2 separate regions of the Mus musculus genome follow, and region 1 is linked to region 2. The links are chromatin loops, found by intact Hi-C in ENCODE. Cell type or tissue: heart. All regions are shown on one strand. Links, peaks and the distances in the headings refer to the core of each region. The heading gives the core; the rest is flanking DNA.

Evidence for each region. Peaks named below come from ENCODE experiments on the same cell type or tissue, not always from the same donor. Only the 100,000 strongest peaks of a DNase experiment are listed, where the experiment ranks them.
Region 1: it touches region 2 in a loop (6-fold over the local background); 10 of 42 quality-filtered maps call a loop at or near these places.

Annotation. Positions count from the first base shown.
Region 1 is chr16:92,822,581-92,833,016 of GRCm38, forward strand. Runx1 (runt related transcription factor 1) reads right to left here and starts at 3,494. Exons shown (of 8, transcript NM_001111021.2): 1 at 3,354-3,494; 2 at 3,009-3,124. The coding sequence starts at 3,066. In heart, for the core only: a CTCF peak has its summit at 5,577 (motif pointing right); DNase peaks (open chromatin) are centred at 3,501 and 4,281; H3K27me3 peaks cover 4,535 bases.
Region 2 is chr16:92,692,554-92,702,989 of GRCm38, forward strand. It overlaps Runx1 (runt related transcription factor 1), which reads right to left. Exons shown (of 8, transcript NM_001111021.2): 3 at 2,931-3,184. Among named protein-coding and RNA genes, the nearest start is that of Gm30281, 64 kb to the right of the region's middle. In heart, for the core only: a CTCF peak has its summit at 6,261 (motif pointing right); DNase peaks (open chromatin) are centred at 4,248, 4,858 and 6,258; H3K4me3 peaks cover 4,061 bases; H3K27ac peaks cover 2,040 bases; H3K27me3 peaks cover 2,221 bases.

The DNA.
Region 1 (10,436 bases), core at 2,969-7,968, 130 kb after region 2:
CTGTGGTGTGGGGGGCCAGGAGACTGCAGACCAGTGAAGGGGGTGGGGTCTGGAGCTGGGTCCAAGTGAGAAGAAAAAGAAGCAAAGTTTTGCCTCTGTGCTGGCTAGCATGAGTGGCCTGGATAGCCAATGTGGGCCATTTAAACCCTTGTGTTGACAGGTCCTTAGGATGGAATAATATTAACAAGGGAGCTGCCAAGAGCTCCCTTAGGTCCTAGAGCCGAGCCTCCGAGTTATTTATCAGCCTGTGGATTCTGACAACCCCTTTCCCTCCATCGGTTCCAATTTTCTCAGAGGAGGAAGTGAGGCCTTTTCAGATGAACCATGCTAATTAAACAAAACAAAACAAAACAAAACACCCAACCCCTGTGTATGTATGTGATATATGCATGCTATGTGCATGTGTGCATAATCATGTGGGGGAGTGTGAACTCATGCATGTCACAGCGTTTGTGTGTGTGTGCGCGCGTGCGAGTGCGCGTGCGTGCGTGTGTGTGTGTGTGTGTGTGTGTGTGTGTGTGTGTGTGTAAGCCAGAGGGTAACCTTACAAGTTGGTCCTCACCTCCCACCTTGTTTGAGGCAGGGTCTCTTTGTTGTTGGGTGCTACCCACGTACTCCAGACTAGCTGACCTATGGTCCTCTAGGGAGTCCCTGTCTCTAACTCCTGTCTCCCCACAGGAATGCCAGGGTTACAGATGGAACACAGCACTGCACCTGGCTTTTATGAAGGTTCTAGGGATTCGAACTTAGATCTCCATGCTTGCATTGTAAGCATTCACTCTTCTCCCCATCCGTTTCTGGGTTTTGATAAGACCAAGGCAGCCCGCTGAATGTGACAGACTCTGGCTCCCTAGCCAGTGCTGGCACTGCAGGCGCTGCAGGCAGAAGGCTTGTTCCCTGTTACCACATCCCTAACTGTCTTTCTGTTGAACTCATACAGGAATTGCCAGGAGGGCAGCACAGGCTGCAGCCAGCCTACTGCCCAGGGGAATATTCAGAGTTCTCTGCTTCTGTCTTCCTGAGGTCACCTAATAGGAAACTGCAAGCGTTCGGAGCATGCATTGAGAGGAGAGTAAGCCAGGAATTTTCATTCAAAGATGGCTTCCTTAGCTTGTTGGCTGCCGGGAGGAAACACAGCCAGTGAGCAGCTGGTGGCTTCTCACCAGGGGCCCCTGGGGCTGCTGTCTCTGCCTAACTCTCTGCAGGACACTGGATGATACATGACTCAGACCTGTCCCCATGAGTCAACCTCACTCAGACCTCACTCAGATTTCTCTGTCACCAGCAAGGGAGTGCTTGGAAGCCCTTAATTTAAAGCTTGAAATTGGTTAATGACTTACTTTTTTTCCTCTTCTCTTTAAATCCTGATGCACCCCCCCCAAACCTACAAACACATGTGCCACCACACACACACACACACACACACACACACCACATATATACCACATACACATAGACACATACCACATCTCATTCACACACACACACACACCACACACACATATATACATACCATACCACACACACACATATACACACCACACCACACACACATACACACATCCCCCACACATGTACCACACACACATAGGCATACACACACACCACACACACACATATACCACATACACATAGACACATACCACATCCCACACATACACACACACACACCACACATATACATACCACTCCATGCACACACATACACACACACACACATACACACATACCACACACACACATACATACCACACACACACACACATATATACCACACACACATACATACACACACCACATATATACATACACACACACACACACACACACACCTTCCTCCAGTTTTCACGTTTCAGCATAGATGAACCATCACAACCTCAATAGCCTTTGTTGTGACAAAGTCGCCAGCAAGCCCTCGAATTCCCCTACTCATTTGGCTGTATGAATAAATAATGATTCACAGATACTGGCTGGGTGTGCACATAATTTGTATCCAGAAAACAAATGATTTCTTCCCCATCCCATCCCACTCCATTTTAGCTCTGCCAGAGCATCATACCACAAGCTACACGTCCTGATACACGGCCACGTCTTTGTGAGCTCTTTATGCCACTGTTTTTCTTTACTTAAGCTCAGTCCTCATCCTGAAAGACCCACCAAGCCCACATGGGCACTATGGCTGAACTCCAGCATTGTAAGTTCCATAAGGCCGCTGTAAAAAATGCAGGAAGGTTCAGGGACCTACGTGGTGCCAACCCATAAGTCTGTAATCTAGTAATTTCTGCTGTGACAGTGCGTGGACTTAGGAAATGGCTTCATAGTTCTTTCTGAGAGAGACTGTGTACCACAACTTGCTGGCTTTCTGTCTTGAGCAATGCCGGCTGCCTCTTTCAATTGAGGCTGAAAGAAAAACCACAGCACAACACAGCATCTTCTGATGGCTTTTCCCAGAACGAGTCTGCCCAAATCCTGCCCTCTGTGGACTTGCCACTTTGGCCCTGAAATCTCCGCACTGATCCAAGGTATACCTGTGAGCTGCCTCTCGGAGACCACTCTGCTGGCACCGGCTCTTCCGGCCAGCTAAGTACTGAGCCTGCTAAACCCAGGGGCAAGCCAAACTCAGAACCAGGGCCAGACAGCTTGCTGCCATCAGAGTAAGTGCAAGCGAATCATTCAGAGCAAGGCACAGCCAGATAAAACCCAAAGAGTGTCCTCCGCGCCAGCCTTCTAATCTCTGGGACTTTAACTGAGAGCGGCTCAGAGCACTTGACACAACTTTCACCCAGCGACCAAATATTTCAACAGCCTAAGCATTTATTAAAACATCCCCGCAGCACGGCGTCTGACAAATAATAATCTCGTGGTCTCAGAGTCAACAGCCTCTGTTTGAATTCCTCCCCCCACAAGCAGGCAGGGACTTCAGGCAGGCACCGGAGGGTCCACGGGCTGCCATCTTAGTCTGCGCAAAGCTGAGCAAAATCAGATATAAAAAAGACCAGCGTACTCACCTCTCATGAAGCACTGTGGATATGAAGGAAATGACTCAAAAATGCTGTCTGAAGCCATCGTTTCCTTTCGAAAACGCACCTCTCCTGAAGGCGGGGGATTCTATAATTTCTTTCACCTTCAGAGCAAAAACCAAGAAATGTCACTTACTCTGACCTCACCTCCCACCATGGCTCCCCACGTCTCTTTCTACCCCCAACCCTAACACTTCTGGTACTCCATGGGTCCTATGGGGTGGGGGTGGGGGAAAGAATTATTGCAGAAACAAATATTCAAATTGTTAAAGATTAAAAAAAGGAAAAAAAAAAGACGAAAGCACCGCCTATGCTGTGGGTTGAACTGCTCACCGCTCTGCGAAAGCCTGTGGTTTGCATTCAGTGTGATTCGTCCTGCCTGCTGACCACTGTGCTGGGCTTACACTTCTGACACTGCCAGGCTACCCAACTTGTGGTTCTGTGGTTGTTTATGAGGTCCAAAGAAGTTTTCACACAACCCAAATTACAAATTTAACTGTTCCCCTTTCCACAGCCCACCGCCATTGGCTCTTGCCAATCACGTGACTTAAGTGATGTCAATTTTTTTTTTTTAAACTTTCTGAGCTATGCCCTTCCTGCCCTCCACCTGCCCTCCCCCAGGCTGTGTAAGGAAACAGTTGAGCAGAGCTTAGCAGAGAGGGGCTGTAAGAGAAAAAAAAGCACAACAAACAAGCAAACAGAAATCCCCTGCCTCAGTCTTTTCTTGCTCTCTCTGTCCTGTGCGGATTTGGTGGCTTTCAGATCCTGTTGTTATTTGTGGTTTGAGGAACAACTGATTATTTAGATAAAGATTGCCTTGCTGTTTATTCAACAGCAATTCAACGTTGGCACCAACTTGCTGCTGAGCCCGGATGCGGCTCTCATCACTTAAATGCTGGGCACCAGCTCGGGAGAGCTGGGTTCTTGGTGAAAGCAAGTGAGACAGAAAAGTTAGAAAAGAAGACCAAGAGCCCTTTTCCGTGAGTGGCTGATCCTGGGAGGGCTAGGCTGGCAACCTACTGACATCTCAAAGCTTGGGAACAGTATGACACGTTTTAATTGTGGGATGAAAAGACCACTTTGATCAAAACCCAAATGATGTTGTCCTTGGCTTTCCCCTTGGCGGATAGGCTTAGCATGGACATCTCTTGGTAAGTAGAGGAAACAGTGGCGTTCTCTTCACACTGGCACCAGTTCCCACGCTCGCTTGCATTAGGAAGTTTTGTGGAGAGCAAAGGAGGAGAATTTCCTCACTCAGCAGAGCTGTGGCCTGTGGGCAGCTATCTGTTCATTGTTTGTACCAATAAAGCCTACTGGTAGCCTTTCCGAGCTCCACTCAAAGAAATGGGCCAAGTCACCCTGCTAGGGATAATTACTCTTTGAATCCATGAAGAGTAACTTGTGACTACCCAAGATCCTGCCTCCTCCTGGCCAGCCCCCGGAGGGGGATATTACACAGCCCTTCAGCCTCCAGAAGTCACATGGTCAGGGGACAGACAATAAAGACAAGATGATTCTGTGGGTGTGAGCTCTTCTGTTCACCTCCACCTATTGACCTCTTCGTTCTATCTGTTTTACTTGCTGAGAAGTGAAGCCTTAGTCTTCCTGGGATCCCCAGGCAGGGCCTGGCCTTCCTTTCCTTACTTGGGTCTTCCTTTTCCTCTGTTCAGTTTCCCTCCATTTCGAGGTGATGCCCGATGAGAGGCTGGGCCTTGAGCAGCGTAGCTCCAAGTGCCAGCCCTGGGTCCCAAATTCCAGGCATGCAAGGTACTTCTCTAAGTCTGAGCCCCAGAGGGAACTCTCATTTGGTTTTCATGGAGATAATTTTGCACACACAGTAGAGACCCAGGGTATTAATGATACAGGTCTTTCCAAAGGACCAGACTCCATTTTTACTTAATCCTATTTTAACCTAGGCAGGAATTAGAAACCTAGGCATTTCTTTCTCCCAGCCTCTCTGAGCAGTTAGCAGCCAATACCCACACTTGGCTCACACTTGAAAAACAGTGGCTGCCCGTCTTTTATGAAGCTTATTAATATCTAAACACAACGTGCGCTTCACGTTGCCTCTCAATTCAAATCCCTTGTTAATATAATCCCCATTATTCAAATCCCTTGTTAATATAATCCCCATTATTCAAGTCTCTGTGCTGTTGCTTTTAAACAAATTCCACCCCTGCCCCCATCCCCTAGTAGGATCTCCAGCCAGGTTGTGTTATCTTCTACCCCTGCTCTGCCTTGGAGAGATCCCAGGATCCAAGCCTGTAGCTGCAGCTGGCTTCTTGAAGGTGACTCACTTCCCAAAATCGAGACACTTAAGTGTCCACTCCGATTAATCCTGTAGTCATTTCACTTCAGAAATTCCCAGATGCTTTTAGCCTTAAGCGTCCTCATGCCCACAAGGATGGTTTAGATGCCCAGAATTTCTCTGCCTTTGGGGGTCTCCATAGGGCAAGGCGGGCAGATGAAAGCTTTCAGGATAGCCTTCTGGTCCACTTCTGGCCTGCAGGTCCCACTGCAGGCTGTCACCTCTGGGTCCTGGCTGCAGCGAGGCAGCAGGGGGCAGACTACAAAGGCGGGAGTCCCTGGTGAGTCCTGTGATGATAGTCATGGAAGTCCAAGCAAGACTGCAGGGCTCACCAAGGAAGCAGCAGTTAAAGCCGCTCTCTAAGGCCATAATGGCTAGGAGAGATTCAGTGGCTGCCAGCAAACTGCCTTTTACACTTCCTTGAGAGCCCAAGACAAAAAGACACGTCTGTCACTTCTGAACTGCCTAAAGAAGTGCTTAATCCCATTTTAGGCAGAGCTGTTGAAGATTCTTTAAGTTCTCCAGGCAGCGGTGGACCCACCCTGCCAGCCTCATTCCTGCTGTTGACTCAGACCCCAGGCTGCCGGCCTGGGAACCGTCCTGGAGCTGCTGCAGGGAACTGTGGCTCTGCCAAATAATGCCACAGCAATCTTCATCCTCTGATTGGCAAAGTTACTGAGATGCCACTCTCAAGGGCGGGGTGGAGAAACGCTCAGGTGTCTTTGTTAATGGCCCTATAAAAATACCAGGGAAGGTTGAAAGATGCAGGGTTGCATAACCCTGTAATTAATGTCGAGAGTGCTGTGTGCAACTCCATCCAATTAAAACACTCTCTCTGGTCAGGGTTTTTCATTGTATGGTTATTCTGTGCTCCTTCTGAAGTCTACGCATAGATACACAGATTCTCTGGACAGAAAGCAGGGGTATGGATGAATACCCTCAAATTAGTCAGTAGCAAAAATCCCCAGATGGTAACACTAATGCAAAATAATTTCTATAGAGTGTAGATTCTGTATGTGTGTGGGTACATGCATGTCTGTGTTCAAGTAAGTGCCCAGTGTGTGGAAGCCAAAGGTCTTTCTCAAGTGCTAGCCTCTTTGTTTTTCCGTTTAAAGACAGGGTCCTTCAGTGGCCTGGGGCTTGCTAATTAGGCTATACTGGCCAGTGAGTCGAGAGATCCTCCTGTTCCTGCCTACCCAGTGCTGGGATTACAAGTGCAGATTCCTCAATGTGGATTCTAGGGGTCAAACTCCCCTGCGAGGCCATCTTTGCCCCCTGAGCTCTCTCCAGACCTATCATGATGCTTTTGATCTGTTATATCTTTGCTCTGAGACAGAGGCAGGAGCTGTAAACTGTGTTATGCTAGCAACAAGCGCGGGGATTTATAACTGATGTACAGATAGCATAGCTTTGTGGACTGAACAGAACCTGCTCCGGGCAGTTCTGACAGCTAAATTGACTGGAGAACCTGAGACTTTTACTAGTTACCAGCTTTCCTCTCTGGACACTTAGAGTCGGGGGCACGTGTACATGTGCATGTTTGTGTGCGTGCATGTGCACGTGTGTGCGTGGTGTGTGTGTACATGTGTGTAGTTGTATATGTGTGAGTGTGTGCGTAGTATATGCATGTATGTGTGGTGTGTGTGTGTGTTGTGGTGTACACATGTGGTATGTTTATGTGTGTGCATGTGTATTTTGTATGTACAAATGTGTTTGTGGTGTAGGGGGTGTTTGTGCATGCATGTGGGGAGGTGTGAGGGATGTGGTATATACATGTATATGCATGTGTGTGTATGTGTCCATGTATGTGTGTTGTATATGGTATGTGCATGTGTGTTTTATGATAGATGCATGTATGTGTGACGTGCACGTGTGCATGTGCTCGTGTTCACACACACATGCACACACACGTGTGTGTATGGGTGCATGTGTGTGTACAGTCCTGAAGTTTTCCTCATTTGGGTAAAAGTGTAAATTTTGGTCCCTAGAAGACCAGGAGGGCCAGGATGGCCAGGAGGGGTTTTAATACTTATTTCCATGACCTTCCTAGATAACATTATAGTGTACCCAGGAAAGCAGGAAATAGAAAGTAAAGAAAAAAGGAAGAAAGGAAGGAAGGAGGAAGGGAGGAAAGGAGGAAAGGAAGAAAGGAGGGAGGAAGGAAGAGAAGCATCGAAACCAAGTTAAAAGAACACTGTCTAAAGATTTGACAGCCATCTAGTGACAGGTTTATAGTGAAGACTTCGAGTCATTTTGCTGTAATCCAGAGACCCCGAAGCAGCAGCTATGACCGGTGTGAACTTGCCAGGGATCGAAGCCTTGGCTCTATCCTCAGTCTCCCAAGTCAGAATCAGTCGCAGTCCCTGGCCCCCAACTCCTGTGAACACTGACGCTGGAAGAGACTCCCGAGAGAAAGAGAGGACGGAGCCTCACTCGGACACTCCAGCATTGGGAAGTAAAAGGAAGGAGGAAGGCCACCGTTTCACCCTGGAACCTGCTCCCCCATCCATAGTGACCGAGGCAGTTAGATTCCCATCCTGCTGCCCTGGCAGACGTCCCACACAGCAGCCCCCTCCCCCCCCCCAAGCTCTGGTTTACATCTCACGGTGGCACTGTCAAAGGCGGTCTGAACCCCTCACGTTGTGCTCGACAGCTTGACATTCTGTGCAGAAGGTTCTTGCTCGCTCGGGTGCTGTCTCGCTGGTGACCACCTGGCTCAACAGTGGCCTCCTTCCTGCAGGGGCATCAGGACTCTCGGTTTCACTGACTTTGCAGTTTTGAATGTGTGTGGAGTGCTGCGATCAGTGCCAGGCAGTCACCGAGAATCCTAACAGCAGCCAGCCCTGCAGGTGGCCATGGCAGCGCCCCCCTCCCTATCGGCTGGCCCACCCCCAGGTCCTTCCCACGCTCTGCAGTCACAGCTACCCTGATGCCTTTCTCTGACCTTTGATCAGAGGAAGGGCTCGTCTTTTGTCCACATCTCCAACGACTTACTCACGCTTCCTGCTACAGTCGATGCATTTCCACAGGTACCCGGGAGGCTGGTCACTGTCCACTGGAGCATCCGATCACTTCAGGCCTGCCTCAGGCCAGAGAACTTGTTTGGGGTAGCTCTCCTTACAGAGTGTTGGCCTTGCTGCTCTTTGCCGCTTGCTACCAGGAGGGCAAACCTAGGCAAGCCAAACCCACTTTGGTAGAAATGTACAGTGTTCACGGTTTGGTCAAACAATGGAGAGAGTCAGTAGTGCTCAGCTTCCCAGCCTAGCATAGAGGCTAATCCTATCATGCAAAGAACTCCAAGGGAAACCCAAATTTCTGTGAGAGAAGCCAGAGTTCACTGGGTCAGAAGGCTCCACGTCTGATCTGGGGTTCAGTGAGTACTTGGTTCTGCGGACTTGGGACTTTTACTGTGAGTGTTGCCACTTTTCCCCCTTCATTGTCAGTCAAATGCACAGCCTTCCACAAAACAAGGCACAACGCCACCTTTATGACTGGGGTGCCATGAGGATCAGTAACTGTTTGGACTATGCAAAATGATTTTTGAATGAACTAAGAGAGAATTGTGGTTGGCATTTTAATATGGAAACATCCAACATGTGAATTTTAATATGGACACTTGCCAAGTATCATACAGGCATGGCGCCAGGTACATAGAGGTGCCAGGGACATAGAGGTTGGAGTTGAAAACAGCCTTTGTAGTTGATGTTAGAGAAATCATAAGTGTCACTTTGTGTGGTGTGTGTGTATTTCTGTGTATGTGTGTATGTGTCTGTGTGTGTGTCTCTCTCTCTGTGTATGTGTGTCTGTGTGTGTGGTTGCCTTCCACACTGTTTGAAGCAGACTCCCTTTGTTGTTTGATGTTGTGTTTTATGTCCGACCTCCCACGTCACTCTATGAGCACTGGGATATAGATTCACTCTGCTTCACCTGGCTTTAATGGGTTCTGAAGATTCGAACTCGGATCCTGACATTTGCCCAGCCAGCATTTGACCCACTGAGCCATTTGCCTGACTCCAGTTTTGTCTTGATAGAGTCTCACTACATATCTAAGGTAAGGTTGACTTTAAAACCACAATCCCCCTGCCTCTGACTACTTGCTGAGTTCACAGGAGTACGACTCCAGGCCTGCAGTGTTCACTTTTGAGCCCCTTGCTTTGAAATAATATAACCTAGTCCTGTCTATGTAGGATAAAATTCTCTAAGAACCTTAAAATCTCAAAAACAAATTAAGTACAATGAGAAACAAAATATTGGCACTTAAAATGATGCAGTGTGTGTTTTAGTATCCTTCATTTTGTATTCTTTTTTTCTTCCCGTGGACCATTTAGAAACTGGCTGTATTTCTGGAAAGAGCAGGCAGGAAGTCTAGTCCATGGCGTTGGTTCTGATTTCTCTCCCTCGGGTTCTGGGTTAGTAACAGCACAGAAGGAAACTGAGGTATTGCCCTGAAGCACATCTAAGTACCATGTCCAACCTGAGTGGCCCGGGGACTCGGCCTCTCTGTGGTCACACACTTACTCTGACTGAGCTTGACCAATAAGATGACCACAAGCCTGGCAAGAAGAGATCTGAAATGGGAGAGCGCTTGCACACCAGGGAGAGTGTTTGCACGCCAGGGAGAGCACTTGCACGCCAGCACAGGCCCAGGTTAGTGCAGAAGAAAGCCAGTTGTCCCAGATGAGAGCATCTGCACTCCTCCGCAAGCCCCACTCCAATCCAGAACTACAGATCTGGAGGTGGGCATAGCTATGACAGCCCAAGGAGGTACTGAGCATCTGCAGACCTTGGGACAACTGAGCTAACCTAACCATGAGGCCCAGAAAAAAACAGGCAGCACAGACGAGCAGCCTGCTGGTTCCCCTTTGTCTCCCGCCTCGTCTTTCCAAGCATGAAGGTGTGAGGGCTCCCCTAGCATGTTTTCCAGGTCTACCTGTGTTGTAGCATACACAGAAATGGCATTTCTTTCTTGAGGCAGAATAATATTCCAGCGTATGTGAGAACCACATTTTGTTTATCCACAGGAAGCGTAGACAAGAATGCTGTAGAAGCAAAGAGCTTACATTCTACCAACTGTCCATTGGTTCCAATAAAGCTTGCCACGTTGGCTT
Region 2 (10,436 bases), core at 3,520-8,519:
ACACATAGCTAGGGATCATGGTCTTCCGGCCAGAATTTTATTTATTTATTTATTTATTTATTTATTTATTGGAAAGCATATTCCATCAGCACCCATGGTCTTTGAACTTCCCTGATAAAGGTATGTTTATATTTTTGTGCTCTGGTGTACCAGGGGCTAAACAAATTCTTTTATTACAGTATTATAAAATCTACTGCAAGTCACCTAGACAACTTTGTAGACGGTATCTGCAAATATTGTGTAGTATGGAGCAGATTTCCCAGTTTCTCGGCAGTGAAATTAAGTGTTTCTTCTATGCTGAGATAAACAGTCTATAGGTGGAAAGAGGGGTGGAGGATGGGAGGACTAATTAGCATAATTTTAATCAATTTTCAAGGGACTTCATGATTGTAAGTCTCCTGATAATTCTGAAGATTAAAGCGGAGGACTTAACAAGATTCCGGAAGGTTCCGGGAGATGCTCTTCTACAAGTGATCTGAACAGGGCTTCACATCATCCGATTTTTATCTGGGGGTGGTGGCGGCAGCAGGGAATAGGATAAGTCCTGCAGGGTTAACCCCTAAAGAGATTCCGGAATCTTAATTCACATGTAAATGTAAAGACTGTTGGTAGAAACTGCTTCTGTGTGTTTGGTAGGAGCTGGCACACAGAGGGGCCAGGGCCCATAGAAAATACAGCAAGGAAGATGGTCTGTTTCCAAGTCCAGCTTCCTCTTAAACCCAGCCTTTAAATCTCCTTTCCCTCCGCAAATTCTATCTACTGACTGGTGAGCTCCTTGAAGCAGCCGTCCCTCTGTGGGACAGCATAGGTGGTGACAGATATTAATCCAGAGGTCTGATTTTTCAACTTCCCTGTCCACCGTGACCTTTGTCATGGCTCCTGGCTGTCACTCAGGGAAACACACTGAGGTCTTTCCAAAATCATTTGTAAAGGGGAATCTCTACGGCAGTGATTATTTTTGTTAAAAGGAAAAAATTATTTTTCGTGGCTTGTAAAGGCAATGTGTAAGGTCTTTAATTCTTTTGAAAAGAAAAATAAACATTTCCATGTGGTAGCTCAAGACGGGACCACGTCAACTCCTGAAGACCATTTTAAAAATCAGTTATTTAGTGTCTTGATAAACTGGGATTCCCTGGTAGACTAAGACGAAGAAGAACAACCACAACCACAACAATAACAACAACAACAACCACAGCAACAAAGCTCAGAAAAGACCCAATTTCTTCCCTCAAGGAAGCCACAGTCCCTTTAGCTAGGCTGGCAGGGAGATCTACCTTAACTGGCCCTTTCCTTGACTACAATAAGTTTGATTTCTCTCTGTTCTCTGAAAGTGACCTTAGGGCTGAGCCCAGATAGGTCCCTCTCAGGGTAAACAGAAGACAACACCAGCTAAATTTGTTTTTCTAAAGGAATTGGGACGGATTCCCCAATACTTGGAAGGGAAGGAAAACCCGAGTGCCTGGCTCCCCTTCAGACTCTCAACCCCACCTCTACCCCTTTAAAAAGTTGCTTTCACAACAGTGGTAAAGGTGGCAATTCTACAGACAGAGTCAGCAGCAAATTCTACTTCTATGATTTTTTTTTTTAATGTGGATGGTCTTTTTAGCATGAAAAGGGGAACCGGACAGCACTTGTCAAAAAGTGAGCGCTATTCATTGTAATTAGATCAAGATCCAGCTGAGGCCTGGAACTACGAAAAGCTTAAATTAAATTAATCTCCCTCCTAAATGAGACAATTATTCAGCTAAATTGAAAAAAAGAAAAAAGAAAAAGGAGAGCAGCTTCCCTTTTCAGCTCGGGTCCCGCCTTCTTAGCCTTTTAAAAACACAACTTGACAGAGTCTTTTTGCTCTCAGCTGTACCTTTTAAAACCCACCTCAGGAGAAGACCAAAGAAGAGAATCTAAATTCCTCCAGCTCCCTGCCAGAGTTGTAGGGTGGTTCTTTCTTTCTTCTTCTTCTTCTTATTCTTTTTTTTTTTAAACCGCCCGAGGTTGTTTATATATAGCTTCTGAAAGCCAAGTTTTAGACGCAACACAAAGCTAGGGCAAGATCAGGGTGAAAAGCGACCTGACCAACGTGAGCTGCCCACCTGAAGTTGCCGGGTCTACAAGGCCCCTTGCTCAAACAGAAAAGCTGCTGGATTGGACCTTTTTGGGTGTCGGTAGACACCTTGTCACCTTTCTTGCCTGGGGCTTAATTTAGGTGAGCCAGCGATAATATTCTGGAGGTTCCAGAAAAAGCAACAGGATTCAATACTTGCGGCTTCTGGCAGGAGCAGGCTACAGGCTCGGAAAAACTCCGGACTTTGGCAAACTTAACCAACTACTCCTTGCCGCGGACTTTGGACACGCTGAATCTTATAGCGCGATTTAAAAAAAAAAAAAAAAAAAAAAGGCGGCGGGGCGTGTGTGTGTGTGTGTGTGTGTGTGTGTGTGTGTGTGTGTGTGTGTGTGTGATCCCTGGCTGTTTCCCTTGGTTTATTTATTTATTTTTTTCTTCTGACCTGAAGGTACTAAAGCATCTCTTATTTTATTTCCTGATGCTTTCATTTGAGAGATACAAAACGGTCTGGGTGTTCATCCAGAGGTTCGGGGAACCTTAAGGAAGATGGACTGGCCCGATCCAAGGTTCTAACTTTTTCTATTTCGTAGCAAAGATAAGGAAGGCCCTTGGTAGGCGCTCTGAAATTATCCTGATTTTTTTTTAAAAAAACTCCCTCTTGGATACCTCTGAGGCTGACCCTCCCGAGGGTCGCCACGGTAACGCAGCATCCCCCCCCCCATCCCAAACTCAGTGAGAAGGACCAGAGACTTCTACTACAGGCAGCACCCTTCTCTAGAAGCCGCCTTAGCCTCTGCCCCCTAGGCTCACTCTGGCCATCGGCTGACCTCCACCTGCTCCTCCCGCCACCCTCTTCAGGCAGGAGTACCTTGAAAGCGATGGGCAGGGTCTTGTTGCAGCGCCAGTGAGTGGGTAGCACGGAGCAGAGGAAGTTGGGGCTGTCGGTGCGCACTAGCTCGCCAGGGTGGTCAGCTAGTACCTCCACCATGCTGCGGTCGCCGCTCCTCAGCTTGCTGGCCAGGGCGGCGCCGCCATCCGGGGCGCCCAGCGGCAGCGCCTCGCTCATCTTGCCGGGGCTCAGCGCGGTGGAAGGCGGCGTGAAGCGGCGGCTCGTGCTGGCATCTACGGGGATACGCATCACAACAAGCCGATTGAGTAAGGACCCTGAAAACAGCTCCTACTAGACGGCGACAGGGGCTCGGATCTTCTGCAAGCTGCTCCCGGGAGACCAACATACAAGTTCAGAAGCCTTTATTACTACCGGAGGGTTGTGGGGGTAGGAGACTAAATTACCATCAGTCCCGGACTGAGATCTAGTTACACGGATCGGCCTCACACCCAAGCAGGGTTAGCAACTGGCCGCTTAGTGCGTTAAAAAGTGGGCAACCAGAATTCAAAGTCAAATGCCCAACAGAGCCTCGCTTTGAGAGTTGAAGTTCAGTCTTTGGCTATTACAAACGGTCCCGGAGGCAAAATTCCCATACGCGTCCTAAAATATTTATGCGCAGAACAACAACAACAACCAAAAAATGACCAGCAAAAACTAGATTTGGAAGTTCCAGCAGTTAGTTGCCTGTCAGTTTGTTTTTCTTTCTTGCGGGTCAGTTTTGTTTAGAGTCTCAACAAAATACAAAACTTAGGAGTGTCTTCCATACAGAGCGCCCCTCTTACCATGAAAAACTCACTTCGTTTCTCAAAAGCAAGAGCCGTAACTTTAAAAGATTGTGCTACTAATGTATGTGCTCGTATATATAAATATATACATATGATCTACTTCATAAAATATTTACAATACAATCTGTAGAGAATTTAAACACAACAGAAATCCATTAATGTTTGCTGCAGTTTTTTTTTTTTTAAGTAGCCTTGAAAATCAGCTTCAGTAGTTGGAAGGCTGGGATAGGATCACTTGTCATTACTCAATAAATTCTGGCCAAATAAATGGTCAGTGCTTTACAAAGATCTGTAGCTAATCTTAAAAAAAAAAAAGTCAAACTCGATGACACTCAGGGTAGAGCTTCCCACAGCTGAGGACTCTGGTTTGGGAACGCTGGTTAAGTTTGTGGCTGATCCTGTGGTTTGGTGGGAGTTGAGCCGCAGTTGGGTCACACACACAGGCAGACTCGCACTCTTCGGAAGTCAGCCACTGTCTACATTGGTTGAGTGAGTCAGCCCAGAGTCTGGCAAGATGATCTTCCTCCAACGTCGCCCGGCGGTGGCTGGTTTTCTGCTGGGGCGCACAAATACCCACGAGCGAGCACCGTGTAACCGCAGCAGGTGGAGCGGGCCTGGGAGGAGGCACCGTAGACCAGTAGGCTCGAGTTACACACGCTCACTCCCACGCACCCTGCCACGCACACGCAACTTCACCGCTCGCCTGGAACTCCGGAACACTTTCTCCCGCAGTTGTCAAAAGAAACAATCGGAGAAAAGTTCACAGCCTAGAAGTTGAAACATCCAAAGCCTAGAAGCCGGTTCATTCAAAAGTAAGAAAGGGAAAATAAAAATAAAAATTAAAAAAAAAAAAAAAGGAAAGGAAAGGAAAACAAGAAGGTCCAACGCAGATCTAGAAAGAGCCGCAAAGGGTGACTTTCTTGCGTCTCGGGGAGCTCAGGATGGAAGTGCCAGCCGCGGGGCCGGGCAGCGTGGTGCCCTGGCTGGGTCCGGCCGCGGGGCGCCCGTCCTGCCCGCGCCCGCTGGCTCTATGAATGAGAGTGCCTGGAAATGAACGTGCTTTTACTGTAAGCCCGACCCGAGGAATTCCATTCCCTCAGCTCGTTTGCATAGAGGAGACCGACGGCCAATCACAGGCCTTTCCGGTATCAGCCTGGGCGCGGCCGGCTGCCGCGCTCCTGGAATTGGCCCGCGCGCCCCCGCGCGCTACTGTACGCTGCCCGGCCCGGGACTCGGTGGCAGCCCCTACCGTCCCCAGCTCCCGCACCCACGCCGACCCCGCACCCACAGGCACACGCTGCCATGTTTGCCCGAAGCCAGGCCCAGGTTCAGATCCCACGCCAGGCAGCCACGCGCGGTGCTGCACTCGCCCTGGGTGGGTTTGCCGGGCGCAGCGGCGCCACTGGTGGCCTCGGTCCTGGAGACCCCGAAACAGGAATCGAGAGACCGGTCGGGCTTGGGGACCGAGGGCTGCGTCCGGAGAAGCCCTGGGCCTGGAGATCAGCGGGAGGGAGACGCCCTGTGCTCCCTGGACACAAAGCTGCCACCGCGAGGCTTCAGGGACCTGGGCTGGCATCCGGGAATGGTCCCTAGGCAGCCTTGCACTGCAGTCCATGAGCCAAGGCTTGGGGTCCTGGGAGGACAGGGTGGGATTCGGCCGCAAGAGGGTTGGAGGGCTGATGGCCGAGTGGGGGAAGCTCTGAGCGCCTCCCTGGGCCAGACTAGCAGCTGAGGAGAAGTGGCACCGAGTCATTTAAACAAGGCCAGCCACTGCTCCACCGCAGAAGTTTTGGGTTTTAAGCATCCTCTCCTTCGCAGAGTTGCTTTATTTAGTGTCTTTTCTCTGCGGCTGGGCTGCGGCTTGATTACGCAGCGCGCCGCGTTCTGAGTGTGCGCAGCGGCTGGAGAGGAGATAGTTTTCTAACCAAGGCCTCAAAGAACTCTAGACTACAAAAAAAGTTGAAAGCATGGGGGACTCAGGCCACCCCGAACTCATGAGCTCGAATCCACCCTCCAGCTCCGGCGGGAGTCCGGAGCTCTCCTTCAGGCAACGAACCCACTCCGCTTAAGCAATGTAGGGGCACCTCCCCCACCTTGTTCGTCCCCGCGGCGCCGAGGGCATTTTCGCCGAAGAGCTTTAAGGGTCTCCTTCCTGCTTGGCTCGCTGCCGGCTACTGTCCCCAGCCGGAGCAGCTGGCCTGTGCTCCGGGGTCCCTTACTTCTCTTGGGCCTTGCTTCCTCCGGAACTTCTTACTACCCACTCCATGGAGCCCGCTACTGTCCACATATTGACCGAACCCCTCCACTTTCATCTGTGCTCGGGTCCCTGGCTGGTCCCCGCGTGTGTCTTCCTTCCACACGCATCTGCGCAGCCTGGGTTCCGTGGAAGAGGAAGAAGCTGTGGAGGTCCCGGCACGGAGGCCTTGTCTGAAGTTTGGGGTGGCTTCTCTTGCCCCAGGCGGGTAGGAGCTGGCGGCATGGAGGATCAGGCAGGCCTTTCACGGTCATGTCGGGGCTCAGACCGGACGCCAGGGGGCAGCAGCGGCCCTCGTTAGGCGTCCTGGGAAGCGGAGCAGGGCACTGGGCACGCCCCGACGGCGCGAGGATCAGTCTCACCTGGAGGTCCTTAGGGTCGATCTTGTGAGTTTGGGGACAGACATTAGGAAGTGGCCACCAGAACCCACCTGAGCGCCCCCGTCTCTCAGACCGGTGGTAGCCGGTCCAGCTTGCATGGGAATCCCCCGGCTGGTGGGTCTCTACTGTCGTGATCCACCCAAATTAGGGTCTCATCTCTTCTCAAAGCCTCTTTGCCTGGGCTCCGCCTTATGCTAGTTCAGGACCATGAGTTCCTCAGGTGTCCAGCGATTGTCAGCGAAGGCTCAACTTCTCCAGCCTTCTGTATTTTCCCGAGTGGGCCCGACTTTCCTCCTTCAGCACAAAGATCGTGACAGCAGGGCAAAGCTCAGTGCTCCCCTGGCGTTTGGGGGGATCCGGAGCTTTGGGAAGACATTTTTTCCTCCTTGCTTTTCTTTTAAAACGAATCTTAAAGAAGTCCCAATTCAGGGGTCGAATCCCGCTGCCTGCGCTCCCCTGCCAGGGCCACAGCTTCCAAGTGCAGCCAGGTTCTGGTGTGCCGTATTTACTGGAGAGTTCATGGCCAGTGGAAGCGAGACTCCCTCAAATAGCTAGCTAGACTCCCCTCAAATGCATTTTTTGAGCAGCCGACTTCAGATCTAGTGCTCCTGGAGCCACAGCCAAGCACATCCACACAGACCAACCGAGACAGGGCATCATCAGAACAGTGTGGCAGAGACAACGCTCGACCTTGACTCCAGGGGAAAGGGTGTCTCTCCGGCCCTTCAAAAGATTAAAGGAATCGCGTTGGGGTCAAACCTCAAACTGCGCATGGAGTTTAGGGTTGTCTGTCTGGCAGAAGCCTAGGAAAGACAGTTACATGAACACAGGCACCAAGTTTGGCTTTCAAGGTTCGCACCTTGAGCGCTGCTCAGCTGAGTTACTGCTAGTAACTCAGTTAGTTCGAAGCTCGATCAGGATAAAGCAACGAAAAACTGCAAAAATCCGGCCTCGGGCATCCCTGGACCTGTGTGGGTTGTCACTGAGCCACTTGACACGCACTTGAAAAACACAGACAAACAAAATCATCGCCCCGTCTTTGCTGCAAAATAGCAATCAGCAAGCGCGCAGCTGGGACTCTACCGAGGGGCACCATGAACGCGCAGTCCTTGCGGCTTTGGACAGAGTTCATGCAAGTCCTGCAGCGGGAGAGGGAAATGAGGAATTCCTTCCCACCCAGAGTGCGCATTTCACTGTCAATGCACACTTTCTCTCGCTTGCCTCACCAAGAGCTAAAGGAAAGGTTTACAACTTTCACTTCCAGGCTTCCCCCAGAGTGACACTAAAATTTACATGATTAAAAAAAAAAAAGGAAAAAAACTGCGAGGGAAAGATTTGTTTAAGCTGCTACTGTGTGACAGTCTGACAAATTTGTTGCTGGGGAAGTTTAAAAGTGAGCACAACAGGATTTGGACTTTCTACCATGAATTTTAAAAGTAGTGTTTGGTTCAGTGAGAGGCAGGCAACCATTTCAATGGAGGGCGGAGCGGTTTTATTGACTTATTCTTCTACATCCTTACGTGACTGGCTAACTGTAAGTGGTCTCAGAAAACTGAAAGTTTTGTGTGCTTATTCTATGAAATCATCTCCAAAATATATAATAGTTCTCTTAAATCAAAATTACCCTTCCAATATAATACTCTATCTAAATCAGATTCTAAGCATGTAATAGTTTTAAAGTTATTTCCTCCTCCTCCTTCTCCTCCCCCTCCTCCTCCCCCTCCCCCTCCTCCTCTGAGTGTACTGTAGTTTTAGACCAACTCCTTGCAGTTGGTCCTTTCACAGGCACTGAGCTATCCCAGTGAGCAGTAACCACTACATAAGCGAGCAGCTGTCCACGCTGTCTGGCTCTCGACATTGGAACTTACATTTTTCTCTCAGGTGAAGAACCTGCACGATTATGTCACTTTTCACATTTGTTTACTATTGTTTAGGACCAAACTCCTCAATTCTTGCACCGTATCCTTCCTCTCTGAATATTTCTATGCTGTGCTGGGGGGACACTCAATTCTAGCTTCATACCTTTCCCCCCCAACCCCTGTATAACTTACAAGGAGCAAATTGAAAATATTTCTCCCTTTCCCACAAAATTCGTGGTGCTTAGTAAACATTTTGTCCTCATAAAATTTTGCGTCACCGTTGCTCTGACAAGTGTAATAAACTCTGTCATAGTTGACGGAAGCCAAGCCACATTTTTTTCAGAGAGTCACACAGTCATTTAATAACAGCAGAATGTGTGAATGGTGAACGCCATAGAGCTGAAGGTATCATTTAAGATTTCATTGGGGTATTTTATGTGGTATGACAGCTACAATATGGATTGCTCCTTTTAAGTATATTTGAATCAGCAAAAAAGCTTTAATTATTTGGCAAAATGATATCATAAAGTATATATAGAAACACATCAATAGACAACCATACATATATGTGTATATGAATATATACTTCATTAAAATATAAATTGGACTCTAACACACCATGAGCCTCTCTAGGATTCACTTTATGTATGCACTCCAAAATAATAGAAAATAAAAATAAGCCCGTGAATAAACAGAAAGCTAAAATTTTCATAATAATTCCATTACTTGCCAGCTTAAAAAAAAAAAAAAAACAGATTCTCTACTGAATTCTTTTACTTTTCCTATTTCATCACTTGCCATCTTTTTGAGCACTGGGAGTTTTATATCACCGTCCAAATAAATCCATCATCATTGGCACAAAATTAAAATAGTCAATCACCACGTAAGTGGACTGTGATCTGTCTAGAGCGCGGCTTTGTGCGCTTCCTGTCTGTGCTGGATTCAGAATTCGGAATCTCCGTGTCTCAGGAGCTCTGAGCTGCATGCACAAACACATGAATTAGCTGCATGCATGAACACATGTGAAGTATTTACTAAAGCTCTGGGGATGACTCAGAACTCCAGTTGAGATTAAAACCAAATCCCAGCTTAATACAAAATGGTTTTAAAATCAGTAACATGGCAGAGGCTAAGCACAAGGAGAAAAAAAAATCTGAATATCATTCCAACAATTTATTTCCTTAAAGCCAGTGTTTATCCAAATAAACAATTCAGAATACATTTTCTAAAAGAGATTACCTGGTGCTTCTGTGTTCCAATTGCTTTCCTCTAGTGGTAGATCATTTCAGAAACACCTCCCCCTTGGTTGGTTCCCTCCTCCCTCCCCTCCCTCTCCCTTCCTCTTTTCAGCTAGGAAAGCAGTTTGTTTACATTGACACCACTCGTTCTTGAAATGTCACAGCCTTAAATATTGTTGGAAATCATCAGCATATGCTAAGATCCCAGGAAGACACTTTCCTCCCAGCAGTCTGCTGCTTCTAAGGTACAGGGAAGCCCACACCAAAACTGTGCTCATTCCCTTGAGTATTTACAGATAATGTGAGTTAGAAATTACCCTTCCTTAGCTTTGTACACTGACAGTGGTCAGCACCCAGTGACAGTAAGGGCACATGGTCGGTCTCAATGCCTTAGGATTTGGGTAGTCACATTCCATAGCAGGACAAGACGGCTTATCAACGATGTTGTGAAGAAGAAGAAGAAGAAGAAGAAGAAGAAGAAGAAGAAGAAGAAGAAGAAGAAGAAGAAGAAGAAGAAGAAGAAGAAAAAGAAGAAGAAGAAGAAGAAGAAGAAGAAGAAGAAGAAGGAAGAAGAGGAGGAGGAAGAGGAGGAGAAGGGAAAGGAAGAGGAGGAATGGGAAGAGGAAGAGGACGAAGAACAGGAAGAGGAAGACGAACTGAAAGAGAAAGAGGAGGAAGAGGAGGAGGAGGAAGACTAAGAGAAAGAAGAAGGAAGAGGAGGAGGAGGAGAAGGAGAAGGAGAAGGAGAAGGAGAAGGAGAAGGAGAAGGAGAAGGAGAAGGAGAAGAAGAAGAAGAAGAGGAAGAGGAAGAGGAAGAGGAAGAGGAAGAGGAAGAAGAAGAAGAAGAAGAAGAGGAAGAAGAAGAGAGCTAATTACTTCAGATTTCCAGACGCTGTTTAAATAGGCAGGAGGTCAAGGTTTGCAGCTCCACAGTCATATATTTTTTGCAAAAGCAAAAAAGAGCAAATA